Regions from separate parts of the Homo sapiens genome. Here region 1 is linked to region 2. A link is a loop called in an ENCODE intact Hi-C map of the cell type or tissue named here. Cell type or tissue: heart right ventricle. All regions are shown on one strand. Links, peaks and the distances in the headings refer to the core of each region. The heading gives the core; the rest is flanking DNA. Region 1 overlaps GALNT7 (polypeptide N-acetylgalactosaminyltransferase 7). Region 2 has its middle 24 kb from the start of HAND2.

Region 1 (4,395 bases), core at 82-4,081, 190 kb after region 2:
CCCTTGATATCACTGACATCAGAAATCATCACTTGACTTTCATGAGGAGACAGTTTAAGGAAATGGAAAAGCTTCTCAACCACACCTCAGACTTTGGATTTCTCTTGATTGTCAGTTTTCTGGATTTCTCTTGATTGTCAGTTTTCTAAGTCCTAAGATCTTTCATTGTTAAGTCACAATATACTGCTGGTATCTCACACTCAATGTATACAAACCTAAATTCATTATCTGCCCCTCCAAATCTATGTCTCTTGTTCCTATCCTGGCTAATGACATTCCCAGCTCTCTAGTCCTTAGGAAATACTGCACTTTTCCTCATTCACTCACATACCAGTCACTAAGGATGGATATGTGCAATGTCTCTGGTTTATATTCCTTCCCATCGCCACTGCAGATGCCCTGGTTTGGCCCTCACCATATGCTGTAGGTTTCTTCAATATAGCTCAGAGCTTCTCAAAGTCTGGTCCTCAGACTATCCAGGATTGGGTCTGTAAGGCCGAAACTATTTTCATCATAATACGAAGACACCATTGCCTTTTCACTTTAGCAACATTTATACCGATAGTGCAAAAGCAATGGTGAGTAAAACTGATGGTGCCTTAGCATGAATCAAACTATGCTAGTACCTATAGTTGTATTGCTCATGGCCACACACAGTTGAAAAGTAAATGCCGGTTTCACTTAAGGATGTCACTGATGAAGGAGCAAAACATTCGTTTTATTCAGTCTTGACCCCTCAGTATACTTAAAAAAAATTCTATGAGATGAAGTGGGAAGTACGTATCAAGTACTTCCATATAATGAGGTACAATGCTCAAGGATATCAGTCTACACTGGAAATAACTTTTAAGAAACTACCACTTAATTATTAAGTTGTGGTGTACAATAAAAAAACAGCCACAATTATATGAACGGCTATTAAAGTACTCGCTCCCTTTACAAACTGTATGCTTGTGTGGGGCTGGGTTTCCCTCATATACTTGAACGAAAACAACATTTCAGATCAGACCAAATGAAGCAGGAGTATGAGAATCCAGCTGTCTTCTTCTATTAAACCAGACATTAAAGAGATTTGCAAAAATACAGAATTCCATTCTTCTCACTATTTTTTGTGGGTAAACATAGTTATTTTTCATTAAAAATGTCATTTACATTAATGTTTAATAAGTATATTATTATTACTTTTAGATGAATTAATATATAAAAACTTTACAAATTTCTCAGACACTTTCCAGTTCTGGAAATATTGCTAGTGATAACCTATATAAACAAAAGCAATTTGGGGGTGGGGGAGCTCAAAAATTTTTAAGAGTGTAAAGGGAATCCAGAGGACAGAAAGTTTGAGAACTGCTGCTCAAGCTGATCTCGTTGCTTCATCAGTCCATACCTCACGTTTCCAGAATTATTTTCCTAAAAGTAGCCATTGTTTTCCATCACTACCTTCCTCAAATAAGGTCTATCCCTCTCCAAAACTTAAAAAATGAAGTTCGGTGCTCTTTCCTCCAAAGCACAATTGAGGGATACCAAATGAAATACAATTCTTTGAATTTTCTACATGTTTTCATGCCACATCTTTGCTCATCCAGGCTTTCTTATTTACTTTCCATGGAAAGCCTTTTTACACTTCAGGACTTGTGCAATGACACTTCCTCTATGAAACTCCTCAGCAGTAATTCCTCCCATGAATCACTCTTTTCTGTCCTATGGCATTTTGCTTATCTCTATTTTTGCATTTCTTTCTTCTCTGCCATTATATAATAGCGTGCTTTAGCTATATTTTTGAACTCCCCTACAGTCTAACATATTATTGGTCCCCAAGTGAATGTTCAGTAATATCTAACACACAAATGTATATTCAGTGCTGCGTCTTTAAAATACCTAAAACATGTTATGTGTCATTTTTTGTTCAATTACTTCTTGATGTAGTTTCTGGTGTGTTAGCCCTCTTTTACTATTTTGCTAATATTGTTCTCACTGACCCCTACTATTTATTGCTATTATATATCCTTTTTTTTTGTGAAAATAAATGCTCCACTCTTTAAGGTTTATGCTATTCTTCTCCTTCCTAACTTGTTATAAGAAACAAAATCATCAATTGATACGTGCTTATCACTTCCTGGAAATTATCTGTAAATGACAGTAACAGGGAATGTTAAGCTAGGTCATATCATTATTACATAGCAAACAAGTCCTTGCTTGCATGACAGATGGGATATGATAACAAATACTGGGTGAGTAAATAAAATGGAGGGTTGACAGATTTTTTTAGTGTGAGGCAGCTTTCCCCACTTTTTGTTTAATAATAAATTGATTTATGTTAGCCAAATCTAGAATTTGAAAACTATACATAAATCTATTAATATGTTGTAATCCTCAACTTGCCACAGAGCTTTAAATACTCACAGCTGAAACACAAAGCTACCCCAGCAGTGTCACGTGAATAACTAAATTTGACCATTAAAGTAAGCAACTAGCTACATTTATCCCACTGTATTTAGCACACAACAATGATAAAGACGTTATGAAAGCCTAGATTTCAAGTTTTATTTGTTTGTCTCTATCTCCACCTGCTGGACAATATCAAATATTAACCAAATTTTTAATAGTATAAATATATTTAAATATATTTTACTTTAATGAATGATTCATTTACATTTCAAAAATCAGATTTTGATGAGAGCAATGGTGATGACTGCCTCACAGAACACTGACTTTCTTGTATTACTAAAATTAGCAGTGCTCTTTATAGACATCATCGTGGCCTCATTACATGACAATATTGTAAGAGAGAACAAAAGTGATGCCTCATTATAGAACAATGAGTCATCCAGTGCTCAGGAAAACCTATGCAAGGGACTAAATGAGAGGAAAATGCAAGTGAATTTGAATGCAGGTTTTAAGATTTATTTATCTAAATTCCACATGCTAGATGTTACTGAAAATGAAAAGCATATAATATTTCAGAAGTTAAAATGCAGAATACCTTGAAGTACTGCCATTCCTTAAATTCATTTAGATTACAGTGTGTAATCATAACTTTTGATCCATCAGCTCCCTTTGTCAAACACTGGTCATACTGCATGAGTTGATTTGCTTCATTGATTCTGAAAAGCTGTAAAAGGAAAAGAGAGAATTAAGTAACAGAGGCACCTTCCCTGCTGATGTGCATTTGAAAAGAAAGAAACTTAACTCCTATAATTAAATTGAATGACTAACTTATTTTTCCATAATTTTGTTTAGAACTGTAAGTCCACAGACAAATTATATTTATTTTGATGTTAGTGAAGATCCTTATTAACACTGAAATCATTAAGTTCTTTAGTCTCTAAGATACCAAATGGGTCACTAACACAAATTTATTAAGTACCAACAATGTGAAAAAATGAAAAAGCAAAAACATACCCACATAAGTAAGAGAATATATATTAGTGAAATATACATTACTGGCAGTAACACTCTATTTGCAAAAAGATGAGGATTAGTGAGCAATACTTGCAAAAAATTGTTAGGGAGCTAGGCTTACATAGTTACGGTAGTGACAAATATATACTCCCACAGGAATATATTTTAATCCCTTATATTAGACATTAATTCTAGATTCTGACTGCTTATGTGAAAACCAATACTGCTATTATTCCCATCATTTAAGTGAATGTTTTAACACTGTCAATTTTTTTACAGAATGTTTTACTTTATCAAAACAAACAAAATTACCAAATCGAAAACCAAAGTACAAAGATCACTCTGTGATCAATAAACCTGATGGCCCTCAATACGGAACAACTTAAACACAAAAGTAAGGTGGTTTACCTGATTCCCTCCCATCCTGTGGCAGGGTCCTAGTTCAACAAAGCCTCCATTTGTTTTTCCCATGCTATCAATGCAGTAAGCAGTTTCGAAGCCTCTGATCTAAAAAAATGAATAAAGACGCAAAAAGCAGGCAACAGTTTAGTTTTTGATGAACTCTGGCATCAGAATTTAACATTTCATGTTAAATATTACAGTTTACAGGGAAAATCTGGGTATGTGTAGTGACAGGTTATTACTGGATTGTCAATCTTTACATAGTTTTGAAATAACTTATGGTCTTGAAGTCAACACTGGAATGGGTTCTTTCTCTAAGAGCAAAGGACTATACATTTCCGTAAAATACCACAGAGAAAAAAAAAGTTACCATTAATTGCAATTTCAGAATCACAGTAATTCATGTGAATGAGAAGCAAATAGAGAACCTAACCACAGTGGTAATAAACACTGGCCTGGCCCTAGATATCTAGAACAGACTGGATTTGTAAGGGACCTCTCCCAAATGGCTATGCAGCACTTTTGGTAGCTGCCTGTAGGGGTCTAGGGTGCATAGGCCATGCATGGCACATGACCAGGCAGTGAGGCTTT
Region 2 (4,395 bases), core at 148-4,147:
CAGCGCCTCCGGGAGCCGCACTCGGGGCAGCAGGGATTCTGGCCTTCCAGGCCCACCAGCGGAGGGGCCTCGCTGCCTGCTTTGGAAACTCTCCGTTTTCCCACAGTATTTCACATTCATATTACTTTTCACACCCTGTTAGGCAGTAATGGCACTGAACCTGCTAAATACTTCCATGCACCCAGCCAGCCCTCCCGCAACTGCTCCGGAGGGTCTGTGATACAAAAGAGATTGCTCTCTCATCCTGCGGGGTTGTTGGCTTCTCTTCTCTCCTCAGATCGGCCTCCAGAGTTGATGGTGGTTCTGGTGGTGGCGGCCACAGGGTGGGGGCGCTCAGGTGTGGAGGAGGTCTTAACACCCCCTTTCAAGCAGGTAGGGGAGATGTGGGAAGAAAGAGCTTGGGGACAGATCTGGCTTTTGGTAGTAGTGTGAAGTTAGATCGGCTATTTTTAAAAGAACAGGGCCAGGCCGGGAGGCTCACGCCTGTAATCCTGGCACTTTGGGAGGCCGAGGCAGGTGGATCACCTGAGGTCAGGAGTTCAAGACCAGCCTGGCCAACATGGCGAAACCCTGTCTCTACTAAAAATACAAAAATTAGCCGGGCGTGGTGGCAGGCGCCTGTAATCCCAGCTACTCGGGAGGCTGAAGCAGGAGAATCGCTTGAACCCGGGAGGCGGAGGTTGCAGTGAGCCGACATCGAGACACTTCATTCCAGCCTGGGCGACAGAGCAAGACTCTGTCTTAAAACAAACAAACAAACAAACAAACAAACAGAAAAACAGGGCCATGCTCCGGACCTTGTGCAAGGAGTAGAGTCTGGCCTTCTTAATTAGCACCATCTCGCGGCCTTCCCTTCATGGCACCAGACCGGATGAGTGGCAATTTGGGCACTAGGCTGCAGAGGGCAATGCCCCCACCCCTCCTCTGGCCGCCGCAGCGCAGCATGTCTGAGAGCTCCGGGGCTGCTCGGTAAACCTGCGGGTGAGGGAGGGAGGATTTAAAGCCCTGCTCATAGCCGGGCTTGATGACGGCGAGCGGAGGAGAAAACAGCGAGCCCGGCCGGGGAGAAGCGACGGTTCCCAGCATCTGAACTCGAACCACTCGCTCCCAGACCGATGGAGGTCGGACTCTCAGAGAGCCCAGTTACCCTGGACTGGACTAGACACCGCCGTCCCGGAATGAGCTGCTGGAAAACCTCGCGAGTCCGCCACCGTAACAGGACTGAGGCCGGTGGCCCTGAGGCTTCAAATCCAGGAAGTGAAGGGAAGTTAGAGGTGGTCCTCCGTCGCTCCTCCACAACCCCGCCTCAGTTCTGCTATCAGGAAAAGAGAAGTAATAAAATCTGCCCGCCCCTACCCTCAGGACAGGAGGGAAGGAACTGATTTTAATGATCGCATATTAAGTGCGAAGGCATTTTACAGGCTGCCTATTGTTTAATCTTCACAAACTGTAAGAAGGGCATTTCCTGTCTCTGTGCCTACAAGAAAATTGAGGTGCAAAGAGAGCAGACCTGGCTGTAGATCTGTGCACCCAAACAAGTTCCAGGCATGAGAGGAGTTGATGGCACACTGAGGGGCCCTGCAGCCTGGGCCGTCTCCTGGTAACCTGGGAGACGGGGCTGCACTGCCCTCCACGAGCCTCTAGCATACACTCCTAGAGGGTGATTTAAGTGATGGGAAATCCCTTTCTAAGGAATTGAAACTTTGGGCACTATTTTAAGCTGTAGGGCCTACGTCCCTATTCCTCTAAAATACCCACAGGAAAGTCAAAGTTACCATGACTCTCTTACTCAACCAGAGGAGTCCAGAGTCCTACCATACATGTGTCCCTCAAGTGTCACCTTTCTTGCCTCACCACACCAGGGTTTGAGATTTAAACTGAAATTCGCTGGGCTTCAGTGTCTACTCACACCATCTAAATTGAGCCCAGAGCTCCCCCTTCAGCCCGGGCGGGGACAACACAGGCTTAGAAGCACGGGGAAACCTAGGAGAGGATTAACTTGGTTCCTAACTTCCAAGTGCCACCTCAGCCGTTTCTCCACTTGTCAGAGGTTTATTTCGTGAGCAGAAGGGACCACCCACCCTTAAACTGGGAAAGAACGAAGTGTGGAGCTCTGGAAACCCACGTGTTAACCTTTGAAAGCAAAGCTCCAGGAGCTCCACCTTCCAAACATCATTATTTGTGCTTCCACCTCCCAGCCGTTGCTTCACGCCTTCTTTCTCATCTAGAGAGGTTGTCTGATGACTGCTTGCTTACACTCTAGAGAGAATGCTTTAGATTATGGATTTGAAAAATTTGCAGAAGGTAGGAGGAGTGAGATAGAACAGGCAAACCTAGGAAGCAAGAAAGGAGTGTTCGGGCCTGTGGCAGGAGGCAATTGTGGTTTGGGAGTTGCTTGGGCAGACATTTCCCCCTATTTTTTCTCCTACAAAGACAGAATCCCAGCACAGAGCTTCTCCGCTGTCTAGCTACTCTCCCCTTTCCCTTTTTCTTCACTTTCCCAATGTACTGATGGCTGAGCAAGAAGAATCTTGTACTGATGTACAAGAATCAGTACAAGAATCTTGTACTGATGTCCCAATATACTGATGGCCGAGCAAGGGATGTGGAGAGGAACCCCACATCCCTGCCTTTTGGGCCATCAGCTCTACAGGGCACTGACTCCAGGTGGGCATTGAGGATAAATTGTTGTTAAAGAGTCCTGAAAGCCACACTCATCCCTGTTGAGCCTTCTCTTTCCCTTTGGACATGGAAATGATGTTCTAGGGGGTGTCAGGTGCATTTCCTGGGTTTTGGGCATCTAGGCCCTAATTGTCTCTGGTGAAGGGGGCAATTCTAAAGTTGGAGGTGGCTAAATGAGTGGTCATTTAATGGGCGTTTTTAACCCCTACAAGGTTATACTAATTCATTTTACAGTCATTACAGTGACAGAAGGTGAGACTATGGTGATTTCTCTTCTTCAGTTACAGTTATTGATCATCTAATTCAGTGGTGACAATCAAGGCTGACAGACAAGTGAAAACAAAATTCAGAAAGTGGCACTGCATTCATGCATTTCTCTCTCCTCTACCATCCTCTGCCATGGTTTCTGCTGCTAGCTGTGGCTAGGGCACCACATTCCACTTTAGGAACCCCTAGAGGAAGAGGATGATCCCCCTGGGTCATGGGGCTGGAATTAGGCTGCCAATGTGAATTGAACTCAGTTTTTCCTCCTCTGAGAAGGATGGTGTTGACCTTTCAGTGACATCTCCTCTCCTGGCAGGGACTCCAGTGGTCTGGCAACTACTCTAAAAATCAAGAAATTCAAGACAAAAATTAAAAGAAACATTAAGAAAAGAGAATAAAAATAATTGTGCACAAAATTTGAAGGGCATTTGATATTTTGCAGCAACCATAGCTAAAACTGCTTGCCTCCATTACACCAGATTTCTCCACGTGGTTTCTAGAGTCCAATACCTTTATTCAATATTTCTGAGCTTCTTTTGCCTGGGAGTCCCACATTTGCAGACAAAGAGGTCTAGTCTCCTGTCTGGTTCTACCCACTGGGGCTGGGATAGGGAAAGCTGGAGGCAGCGGTGGTGACGAGTTGGGGTAGGAAAGGCCCCAGGCTGTGCTGGCAGGTACCTTATAGGTCCTCCCCCATACGGCTACCGGAGGAGCACGCCGTTTGCGCTGCATGCAGGGAAGCCTCTGGGCTCCTTGCCATCCCTGGTGACTTGGGCCAGAGTGATCTTATTACAGTTATTAATGACCAGAGTGATTTCTTAAGCCAAGACCAAAAAGAAATGGATTCAAATGAAAAAAAACCAATGTAGTTCAGACTTTGTGTGAAGGCTGAGAGCGGGGGACTGCACCAGCGAACATGGTCACAGTCGCCTCTTAGGCATCCACTGAGTGCTGGAGGAAGTGGTGCTCGTGAGTGGGTTCGGTGCTCCAGAGTTTGCAGTTGTGCAGGACTGGAATGCAATTACTGGAAACAATTAGACTACACCGTGCTTATGGTGGGCAGAAAATAGAAGACACTTCTGGCACATTTAAGAAAACTTACTATCCCCACGCACCCCGCTTCTTCCCCTGCAGGAGGTTTATTGTAAGTCTCTACTTTGCTACAAATGACACCCTCCTAAAAGCTGTTGGGAGTTTGGGCAGATCCACCACTCATAGAATTAGGGACATCGCGAAGATGTAACTTAAGCTGCTTATCAGAGGCTGAGTGGCAAGTGCTTAAAGCAATTCAGAGTCAGGCACATCTGGGTTGGGTCTTGGCTTCTGGACTGACTTTGTGGTCTCCAGCATGTTGACTTCCTCCTTTATACCTTTGCAAAACAAGGATATTTGTCACATATCCTCATTGCTGTGTGTTTGTGTCTTCGGAAATTCTATTTTCTTCCTAAA

Evidence for each region. Peaks named below come from ENCODE experiments on the same cell type or tissue, not always from the same donor. Only the 100,000 strongest peaks of a DNase experiment are listed, where the experiment ranks them.
Region 1: a loop joins it to region 2, with 2.8 times the contacts of the local background. A loop is called at or near these places in 71 of 110 quality-filtered maps.

What each region holds. Positions count from the first base shown.
Region 1 is chr4:173,317,148-173,321,542 of GRCh38, reverse strand. GALNT7 (polypeptide N-acetylgalactosaminyltransferase 7) reads right to left here. Exons shown (of 12, transcript NM_017423.3): 10 at 3,811-3,909; 11 at 2,984-3,112. Among named protein-coding and RNA genes, the nearest start is that of HMGB2, 15 kb to the left of the region's middle. In heart right ventricle, for the core only: a CTCF peak has its summit at 2,566 (motif pointing left); no DNase peak of the experiment used is centred there; H3K27ac peaks cover 773 bases.
Region 2 is chr4:173,503,576-173,507,970 of GRCh38, reverse strand. It overlaps a transcript of SCRG1 not described here. Among named protein-coding and RNA genes, the nearest start is that of HAND2, 24 kb to the left of the region's middle. In heart right ventricle, for the core only: CTCF peaks have their summits at 844 (motif pointing left) and 1,946 (motif pointing left); DNase peaks (open chromatin) are centred at 1,050, 1,200, 1,940, 3,639 and 1 weaker place; H3K4me3 peaks cover 1,467 bases; H3K27ac peaks cover 1,719 bases; H3K27me3 peaks cover 913 bases.